Regions from separate parts of the Mus musculus genome. Here region 1 is linked to region 2. A link is a loop called in an ENCODE intact Hi-C map of the cell type or tissue named here. Cell type or tissue: gastrocnemius. All regions are shown on one strand. Links, peaks and the distances in the headings refer to the core of each region. The heading gives the core; the rest is flanking DNA.

Region 1 (5,378 bases), core at 288-5,287, 110 kb after region 2:
TGCTTGCCTTGTGGGACTGAGCAACTGCTAGATTCTTGGATTTCCATTCACAGCTGCTACTGACCATTGTTGGGAGTTGGACTGCAAACTGTAAGTCATCAATAAATTCCTTTACTATATAGAGACTGCTCATAAGTTCTGTGACTCTAGAGAACCTTGGCTAATACACTCCGCATGAGCCAAGCATTCAAACATGTGAGCCTATGAAAGGGATAGGAGGGGTAGAAGGGCATATCTATTCAAACCTATTCACAGAGGGTATCCACAGTTTACCTGGATCCTCTGCTGAGGATCTATCAAGCAGCAATAAAGTATATGTTTCTCTAGTGAAGGCTCAAGTCAGGAAGATTCTGTTTCCAAGCTCACCCAGGCTATTAGCAGAATTCATTTCTTGTGATTATATGATTGCAGGCTCTAGATTCTTACTGAATGCTAGCTTTATTCAGGTCCTAGAGGCCATCAGCAGGCCCTACCAGGTGGCCTTCTATAGGCAAGTGACAATATGACAACTTAAGGCTAGCATGAATTTTTAGTTTCATAAACACAAAGCACTACTAAATGAAATGTCATCACCAGAGGCCTTCTATCTTTTAGTCCAGTCTGTTGGCTAGTAAGGGGTCCTATAGATATTCAAGGGGTGGTGTAATGGATATTTCTGGTTTTCAACTTGACTATATCTGGAATGAACTACAATCCAGAATTGGAAAGCTCACCTGTGATCCAGATCTTGAGGCTGGGAGATACAAGTTTCTGACCTGGATCTTGGCATGGAGATCTTGAGGTACAGTGGCTATGAATCCTAGGAGACTAAGGCAAGGAGATCTCTGAGTTCAAGGTCAGCCTGGGACAAAACAAGTCCCAGATCCAGTCATGGTGGTGTACACCTTTAATCTGGGCCACACCTGCTGGAGACCTATACTGGAAGAAGGAAGATTCTCTCTCTGCCTGCTTGCATTTACTTGCCAGCACATCTATTGGAGTCTACTAGCCATGTGGGACTGAGCAACTACTAGATTCTTGGACTTCCCATTCACAGCTGACCATTGTTGGGGAGTTGGACTACAGACTGTAAGTCATAACAAATTCCCTTACTATATAGAGACTATCCGTAAGTTCTGTGACTCTAGAGAACCCTGACTAATACAGGTGGTGATTATACAGAGCAGCACCAAGAATCAGAGATCACAGCAGTGCCTGGGTCGGAGGAGTGTTATCCTAAGACTTCTGCCTGTCATATCTAGTAATATTGAAGACACAGTGTCCTGGGGCTGGAGAGATGTCTCAGTGGTTAAGGGCACTTGCTGCTCTTGCTAAGGACCTTGGTTTGCCTCTCACTAACCACATGACAGTTCACAACTGTCTGCATTTGCAGTTCCAGGAGATCTGGTACCTTCTTCTGATTTCTGCAGGTACCAGGCATTCACACATATGCCGTACATACATACACACACAGGCAAGAGACTCTTAAACATGATGTAATGTCCTATAAAATGATGCAATGTGCTAAGGTAAGACATTTTCCTTCTACACAGTATATATACGAGAATATTCATAATAGCAAAAATACTGTTACTTTTTGTACTTCTCAAAATAAAAAACAGAGAAACATAAAAGACCAGATATGTGTACAGGCATTATGTTTCTGTGTAAAGTCATTATGCAGCTGTGGTCTACTGTAGTGGAGGTGGATCAACCCTTCCACTACTAAAAACCTTAATGAAGAGGTACTGAGGTAGTGCAAGACACAGAAGAGAGCCCCACACTTGTCCTTGCTTTCCCAAGCAGTCAGTGACTGAGGATTGCAAATCCAATGATCAAGGTTTTGTCTGCCTCATGGGGCTGAGGAGGCCTTGCCAAAGAGAAGAGACCTAGACTTTTGGTTAGGACGCTCACGACTGTATCTACTTGGGAGTAAGGGTGGATTAGGGAATAACCAACCTCCACAAGGTTGAATGAGTCTTACCTCCTGAGCAGAATATAATGATCAGATATCAGCTCAGCTATGGTCAGGCAGTCATTGAAGGAAGCCAGGACAGGAACTCCAGCGGGTTGATACAGAGGCCATGGAGGGATGCTGCTTACTGGCTTGCTCCTCCTGGCTTAGTACACTTCTTTCTTATAGAATCCAGAACCACCAGCCCAGTGATGGTACCATCCACAATGGGCTGAGCCCTTCCCTAGCAATCACTAATTAAGAAAATTCCTTAAAACTGTATCTCCTGGAAGCATTTTCTCAATTGAGGTCCCCTCTTTCCAGAGGATTCTAGCTTGGGTCAAATTGGCAACACTAACCCCTAAGTCTCTCTGATAGAACACTTTCTCCCAAGCTGCTTTGCTCAAATTCAGCTTCCATGTAAACAAGCACACTCTTAGTGGAGAAGATGATACTGACGCAGAAGGAAGAAAGTGAGAAGAAAGGGAGAGAAGGACTGAGGGATCGAGAAAGTTGTTCTAGTTTGCTTTCGGTTGCTATGATAAAACTAACCAAAACAACTTGGGGGCAGGCATTTCAGCTTACAGTGCATCTTTGAGGGAAGCCAGGACTGGAATTCAAGGCAGGAACCTGGAGGCAGTAATTGAAGCAGATCATGGAGGAATTTGGTCCCTGGCTTACTCTCAGCTTGTTATCCTATACAGCCCAGAGGTGGCACCGCCCACAGTGAGTCTCACATTTATCGTGAGTCAGGAAAACACCCCACCGACGAGCCTTCAGGCCAATCTGGTGGGAGCAGTTAGCCCATGTGGTCCTTTTTCTCCTCCTGTCTTACATTTATAGATGTATTGATTCGAAGAGTAAAAAAGTAAAATAATGACTGCCCTGAGAACTGGCGCTGCGGGATGAACCGAACGCTGGGTTAAGGCGCCCGATGCCGACGCTCATCAGACCCCAGAAAAGGTGCTGTTCCTCTCGTACTGAGCAGGATTATCATGGCAACAACACATCATCAGTAGGGTAAAACTAACCTGTCTCACGACGGTCTAAACCCAGCTCACGTTCCCTATTAGTGGGTGAACAATCCAACGCTTGGTGAATTCTGCTTCACAATGATAGGAAGAGCCGGTTAGACAAGCGCAGAAGGGAAAGAGAAGATAGACAGAGCTGGTTTGAAAATTGGTTTAATAAGTCTCCTTGGTTTACCACCCTTGTTTCTACCCTTGCCGGTCCCCTAATCATCCTTTTGCTTTTGCTCACTTTTGGACCTTGCATTCTTAATAAGTTAGTGGCTTTTGTAAAAGACAGGGTTAGTGTTGTACAGGTAATGGTGCTCCGACAACAGTACCTGACTTTGCCGAAAGAAGAAGAGGGGTCGCTCTAAGATTAGAGCTACTCACAAGAAGAAGTGGGGAAATGAAGAGTAAAAAAATAAAATAATGACTGCCCTGAGAACATGGGCCCCCGCCCCCGGCCAGATGGCCTAATTCCCTGGAACTCTTGGGAAAAACAACCACAAAATGTTTCAATGTCCCAGGTGCCTTGAAGTAAATATCCGCCCCTAGACTTCCCCTGTTTCCTCTCCCATCCTCCCCCTAGGTTCTGGTTTTTACCTTTATAAACCTGCTGGAAAATAGGGTTGGGGTCAGACTCCTCTACCCCTGCGTGGTGTATGGGTCTCGACCTCAGCATGCTGGTTTGTGTGCCATTAAAAACCTCGTGTGTTTGCAGCAAGCGTGACTGTGGCTTTCTGGGCTCGCGATCCCTGAGACTTGAGTGAGGGTCTCCCTTCGGGGGTTCTACAGATTCATGTCCGGTGCTCCTCAGTATTCCTTTTAAACTGACTTGTTAAACCGTGTCCTGTGGTTGTGATTTTCCTGTGACCTCTACTTGCTGTCTTAAAGTGTTCCTTTGAAGCCACCGCTCTACTCCCCAGAAAGAAAAAAAAATTCTATCATGTAACGGTTAAGTCATTTCCCTAAATATTTTGTTTTAGCGTGCCTTCTCATAGCAACGCAAATATTTTCGCTGGAAATTGCCGTTTTTGAGATAGGGGTCTTTCTACGTAGTAATGCTGGTCTAGAATTCGCCATTCTCCTGCCTCAGACTTCCTAGAGCTGAAAATACAGGCGTGCGTTACCGTCATGCTAGGCTCAAAAAGCGATTTAATGTTATATGATACTAATAAATTACCGGGTAAGATGGGTGAGAACTGAAGAGAATACCCAGAAAGTTCCTGCAAACGGGTTGCATGTGAATTCTTTGAACGTGAGACACTGACGTATTTTGTAATACTCCCTCAGCCTCCAACCATGCCATCATTCATCCAATAAGCATGCTCGGCTGTGAGGTACCTACCATGTGAGAGGGAAGCTATATTGATGTGAGGGGGAATCCGTCCATTCTGGAAGAGCTTAGTAAGGACAAGTTTGTTTCCATAACTTCTATATGTCTGCGCTTTTACTGACTGCCAACCTGGTCCGCAGAGACCCACGCCCTGGCCGCCGCCTTTTCCCTGGCCGCCGCTAGCCTAGGGCGTCCACGCTCGGAGACTCCGCTTCCCGGCAGCCCCTGCGGCAGGCGGCGGAGAAGCGCACGCAGGCGCGCCGGCCGGCCCCCGCACGCAGGCGCAGTGCGCACGCCGGCTGAGCTGGGTCTCGCGGCTCTGTGAGCGGCAGCGGAGAGCGAGGCCTGGTGAGCGCCGCCGTGGTGCGCGCCGGCTGGTCAAGGTTGTGCGCAGAAGAGGCGCAGCGGGCGGGCCAAGAGCGAGCGTCTCCCTCTTCGTAGTGGCACCGGGACCGGTCGCCTGGAGCCGGTGAGTGGGGGCACCTCGCGGCCCCTCCCCCTCGGCGGGCGGCTCTGGGTCCCCCTCCGCGGACCCGAGGGAGGCCCCGGGGCGAAGGCGGACGCGGGCGGAAGCCGGAGCTGGCTCGGGCGCGCCGGGGACCGGACCCTCGCGTCGCTCCGGTGCGTCACGGGCCCGGCGGTCCTAACGGCCGCGCGGCGGCGGAGCGGGGTGGGGGTGGGGAACGCTGGTGCTCGCCGTGAGGAACGCCGGTCGGGGCGGGGCGGCGCGGCGCGGCGCGGCGGTGGAAGCGGCGTCGGGGACTGCGGGGCGCCGGGCGGCGGCGCGGAGTCTGCGCGCCGCGCTAGCTTGAGGGCGGGGGCGGGCGGCGCGGAGTGCGGTGGCTGAGGCCGAGGCGTGCGGGGCCGATCGGGGAGTTGGCAGGTTACCACCGGGGCCGGTGTTTGGAGGGAGGTGGGGGTGGAGACGGGAGGCTTGCAGTTTACAGATGTCATAACTACGCGGGCCTGGAGCTGCTGACGGGGGTGTGGTAATTATAGCAATGACAAGTTGGTCGGCTGTGTGAGCCGGCGATGCGAGGGAAACCGCCAAGCCTTAGCTGAGGCTCGCATTGGGAGCAGAAAACTGGAGGGTGACTGG
Region 2 (5,378 bases), core at 208-5,207:
CCTGAGCTACAGCTGAGCCCTGCTCCATCACTAGGATAGTTTCTGCATACCTGAAAACCCACGCTGTATAAGAGAAGGAAAACGATCCTCTCAGGATGCTCCCTGCTCACTTGGGGGACCACCCGAGGGCATCTGACCTGACTTTCCTGCTTCAGAATTCTGTTTTCTCATCTGTGCATACTTTGTGTTTACAAACTCCCAGTATTGAGGAACGCGTGCTGGCGTCCATGCTTTCTGGGTGTTCAACGGAGGGACACAGGTATGGGGACACAGGAGACGGTCGACAACTCTAGGGAGAAATACACAGGTGTTGGAGCAGAAGAGCATGGGCTCCCAGCCCAATTATGGAAAGATCAGGTAGCACTTCTGGGCAAGGGACGTGCTACCCGAGAGCCTAAGAACTACTAAGAAATGACCTTAGATGGTGGGTCTCTGGGGCTTTGTGGTTCACTTACACAAAATAACTTAGGCTGCTGCATGGTGGCTGAGTTCGACAGGAGTGAGAGAAAGCCAGGCTGACCTGGGTGCTCAGGAGAGGGCTCTGGTCCCGCTACTGGTCTAGGGCTCTTGGGGCTCCGACACCCGCCTCCCCCATTCCCCCTCCTAGGAAGAACGTGATGGCCTCTAAGCTGCCTTTGGAGACAAGATTGGCCGAAAGATATGAACAGTTCATCCAGGAGTGGTCCAAGCAACAGGAGTGAGGTGCGCCTACTGTGACCGGGATAAGAAGAGACTGGGAATCTGTATATCCTTAACGCGTGATGAGCGAATATTTGGGATACGCATTAAAGCAGGCTTTGCCGGTCCAGGGCTAGAGTATGGTGACCCCCTCGGGGCCCCTGGTAACACTATCTGATGGAGAACAGGGACGATGGGGAGTCTGAAGAGGACCGAGGTCTGAAAAAAAGGAAGGAAGCCGAGGCAGCACTCAGAGCTTCCCCCCTCCCCCCCCCCTTTTTTTTTTTTTTTTCTAGACAGGGTTTCTCTGTATAGCCCTGGCTGTCCTGGAACTCACTTTGTAGACCAGGCTGGCCTCGAACTGCCTCTGCCTCCCAGTGGTGCTGGGATTAAAGGCATGTGCCACCACCGCCTGGCAATTTTTTTTTTCCCAGATCTTTCCAAAACTTTGAATGGACAGGAAGACCCAGGAGTCAAGCAGCCGGGTGAGGGATGGGGGTTTGGGCTCAGAAAGTTGATATTTTGTTTCTTGGAGTTAAATATTTTTGAAAACAGAAAAGTTCTCGATATGGGCAAATGTTGGTACAAAGAGGGATGTGGGAGATATTGGTGGTGTCAGCCAGGACATCCCAGGCGCCAGCAGCTAGGCATTGTAAATGAAAGCCGTGAACCGGGGCTGGAGGTGGGAGTATCTAGGCAATTTTAACGGTTTTTTACAGATAGGTCCCATTTCTCTGTAGATGGTAATCAGACCGATCGCACAACCCAGTGTGAGACTTGAGAAAATCTTGGTAACGCTGAAAGGCTTCTGAAGGCACAATAACCAAAAATTAAATCAAAATCAACTACATAGCATTCCGTTGCTTACCGGTGCTATCTCCTGGCACCACTGAAGCCTGTGTTCTGAGCACACATGTGCACTTTTGCACATATAAAATCTTCACACCAGACAATACCAGTAAACACTCTCTGAAACACTCAGCTCAGATGAGAGACTATGATATGGATCACAGTTTTTAATGTATACAATGTTTCTGTTCTTAAAAAAAAAAAAACTTAATGTCTTAGTAATAGAAAGCAGACTTTTAATATGTTCCTGCTGTCATTTGTCAACATGACAAGTTAGTCTATCTTTGGATCGTACCATGTTAGAATGCTTGATTTTAAAAATTGCTACTTCAGGGCTGGTGAGAAGGCTCAGTGGGTAAGAGCACCCAACTGCTCTTCCGAAGGTCCGGAGTTCAAATCCCAGCAACCACGTGGTGGCTCACAACCATCTGTAACAAGATCTGACTCCCTCTTCTGGAGTGTCTGAAGACAGCTACAGTGTACTTACATATAATAAATAAATAAATCTTTAAAAAAAATTGCTACTTCAGAGGCTGGAGAGCTGGCTCAGCAGTTAAGAGAACAGGCTACTCTTCCAGAGGACCCAGGTTCGACTCCCAGCTCCTGCATAGTAACTCCAACCACCTGTAACTCCAGTTCCAGGAAATCCAGTAAAACTTACAGCTTCTGCGGACACTTCACACATATGATGCACAGACATACATGCAGGCAAAATACCCATACACTTAAATAAAAAAAGTATAATTAAATTTCTTTCAGTGAATTTTGGCTTGTGATTAAGACAGAATTTCTATTCCAAGTTCTGAAATGGTCCTAAACACACTTCTGTCATTTTATATTGTGTATTTAATTCAAAGTAGGGTTCTCATCATTGACAATTTTAAAATAAAAAAATATTCTGAAGAAAGTTGAAAGGGCTTCATGTCTTGCAGTAGCAAATATTTGAGCCATGATTTAGTTCTCTCTATAAAAAGAAACACATTTGTTACAATGTGCAAATTTGCTTCCATTTACAGTAAATGGTAAAAGCATATGTGAACTCAAGAATCATCTTAGAATGATTTTCTTTATGATTTAACACCACTAAGTGCTTAGTTTGCTTGTATACTTTGAAAACTGTGTCCCTGAGGTTGCATTAAATTTTGTCAGATGTGAGTGAAAGAAAGATATGAAATCTATCTCAAGGTCTGTCCAGTTCAAAGGTTCTTTGGAGAAAGACAGAACTTGAATATTGTTACTTAATACCAAAGAACTGAATCAGTACAAAGAAGATCAGAGATGCACGGAAGAGAATTTACTGGGCTTTTTAAAATTCCTGATCTTTAAATAATGCTGAACAGTATCCAGGTATCTTTCTCCAATTTCCAGCATTCTGCCTGCAGATGGCGCTCATCACCTGAGCCAAACAGTGTTGGACCCGGTCAGTGTAGAGGGCTTGGCTTAGGTAGGCTAGAGTGCTGACTTTTCTTGGAGTTCATCCCTGTGTCATCCAAACTACCAAGAAAATTGACAACTCCTGTTCCAGGTTGTAATCCACCATAGTGCAGGAGTCACAGAAACAAGATTTTGAGGGGGCATCAAGAGTTTGAGGTGGCTGTTACATTGTCCCCACAGTCAAGGAGGAGAGGGGGATGAATGCTTCTGATCATCTCACTTTCTCCAGGATTCCAGCCTAGGGAATGGTGCCGCCCACAGTGAGCAGGACTTCCCACCTCTGTTTACCTACATAAACCCCCACAGGCATGCCTTGAGGTCCATCTTCCAGGTGATTATTGAGATCAAGCACCACAGATGGGAAGGAAAGACAGTATCTTCAGAAAGGTACAACATGGGAGCTAGAGAGATGACTCAGTAGTTGGGAGTACTGGCTACTCTTCCAGAGGTCCTGGGTTCAATTCCCAACACCCACATGATGTTCACAACTGTGGTGTACAGGCATAATATTCAGGCAAACATTCATTCACATGAATTTTTTTTTAAAGAAAGTTACAACTTAATCATGCGTAGTTTGTGCAGAATAAAGAAAAAATAAAAACCTTTTCTGGATTTCTGCCAGATAATCACTGAATTAGATCCACATGGGAACCTCTCAAGACTCACAGTAAACACAGCACTGTCGCATTCATACATCTTACTATGCACAATATATACCAAAATGATACCATGAGGGACTTAGGCGGGAAAGTTTGTCTCTCTGTGTTTATTGTAAGTTTTACTGATAAAAATGATAAAACATAAAACACTGTATTCCACAAAAATCAATCTAAGAGTTGGGTTTTTGAAAATATTAACAAGACTGACAACCAAATTAGCCAAAAGAAAGAGACAGAAGACCCAAATTAATAAAATTTAGGGATAAAAAGGGAAGTGTTACAACAGACTCCAGTGAAACTCAAGATCCTTAGGAAATATTTGGAAAACTTCTACTCAGAAAAAAAAAAAGTTGAGAACCATAGAAGGAATGGACAAATTTCTCAATGCATATAACCTACCAAAATTAAACCCAGAAGATAGAAATAACTTAAACAGACTCACAACAATGATACTGAAGTAGTGATTCTAAGTCTGCTCACAGGGCTGGAGGGATGGCTCAGAGGTTCAGAGAGCACACTGCTTTTGCAGAGAAACTGAGTTCTCAGAACCCGTGTTGGATGGTTCTCACCCACCTGTAACTGCAGCTCCGGGGGATTAATCGCCCTCTTCTGGATGCCACAAATATACACACATGGTCAAAAAATAAAATAGATCTGTGTTTTAAAAGTCTCTTCACAAAGAAAGATCTGGGACTGGATGAATTTACTGCTAAATAACACTTTCCCCCCACTTTGTTTTATTTTAAAACAGTCTCTCCTGGTTCCCGTTTCCAACTGAGCCTGGAGATGATCCTGTGCCACAGCTCTCCATACCTGGGTCCCGCCTGGAGAGAGCTGGTCTCCCAAGAGTGCTGACACACACAGGCATAAAGGAGGGACACAGTCAGAGACAGCAAGACCAGCTAACACCAGAGATAACTAGATGGCAAGAGGTAAGGGCAAGGACATAAGCAACAGAAACTGAACTCATCATCAGAACCTAGTTCGCCCAACAGAGCAAGCCCTGGATACGCCAAGACACCAGAAAAGCAAGACTCTGACTTAAAAATCACATCTCATGATGATGGCAGAGGACATTAAGAAGGACATAAATAACTCCCTTAAAGAAATACAGGAGAACACAGGTAAACAGCTAGAAGTCCTTAAAGAGGAAACAAACAAACAAACAAACAAAAATCCCTTAAAGAATTGCAGGAGGGCTGGCGAGATGGCTCAGCAGGTAAGAGCACTGACTGCTCTTCCAAAGGTACTGAGTTCAATTCCCAGCAACCACATAGTGGCTCACAACTATCTGTAACGAGATTTGGTGCCCTCTTCTGGAGTGTCTGAAGACAGCTACAGTGTACTTACATATAATAAATAAATAATAAATCTTTAAAAAAAAAAAAGAATTGCAGGAGCCGGTAGTGGTGGTGCACACTGGTAGGATTTGCTGAAGGAGGCAGAGGCAGGAGGATCACGAGTTTGAGGCCAGCCTGGGCTACACATTTTAAAAAAGAAAAAAAATTGCAGGAAAACACCACCAAACAGGTGAAGGAATTGAACAAAACCATCCAGGATCTAAAAATAGAAATAGAAACAATAAAGGAATCACAAAGGGAGACAACCCTGGAGATAAAAATCCCAGGAAAGAGATCAGGAGTCATAGATGCAAATATCACCAACAGAATACAAGAGATAGAAGGGAGAAGGGTAGAAGATACCATAGAAAACATTGACACAACAGCCAAAGAAAATGCAAAGAGCAAAAAACTCCTA

What was found. A loop is a pair of places that touch in the nucleus more often than their neighbours do. Peaks named below come from ENCODE experiments on the same cell type or tissue, not always from the same donor. Only the 100,000 strongest peaks of a DNase experiment are listed, where the experiment ranks them.
Region 1: it touches region 2 in a loop (3-fold over the local background); 1 of 42 quality-filtered maps calls a loop at or near these places.

What each region holds. Positions count from the first base shown.
Region 1 is chr16:35,978,761-35,984,138 of GRCm38, forward strand. Kpna1 (karyopherin (importin) alpha 1) reads left to right here and starts at 4,603. Exons shown (of 14, transcript NM_008465.5): 1 at 4,603-4,748. Gm15564 (a long non-coding RNA gene) reads right to left here and starts at 4,569. Exons shown (of 2, transcript XR_001781900.2): 1 at 4,292-4,569. In gastrocnemius, for the core only: no CTCF peak of the experiment used is centred there; DNase peaks (open chromatin) are centred at 2,985, 3,430, 4,563 and 5,111; H3K4me3 peaks cover 1,759 bases; H3K27ac peaks cover 1,817 bases.
Region 2 is chr16:35,871,699-35,877,076 of GRCm38, forward strand. No RefSeq gene overlaps it. Among named protein-coding and RNA genes, the nearest start is that of Parp14, 3.0 kb to the left of the region's middle. In gastrocnemius, for the core only: a CTCF peak has its summit at 2,914 (motif pointing right); a DNase peak (open chromatin) is centred at 2,917; H3K4me3 peaks cover 700 bases; H3K27ac peaks cover 675 bases.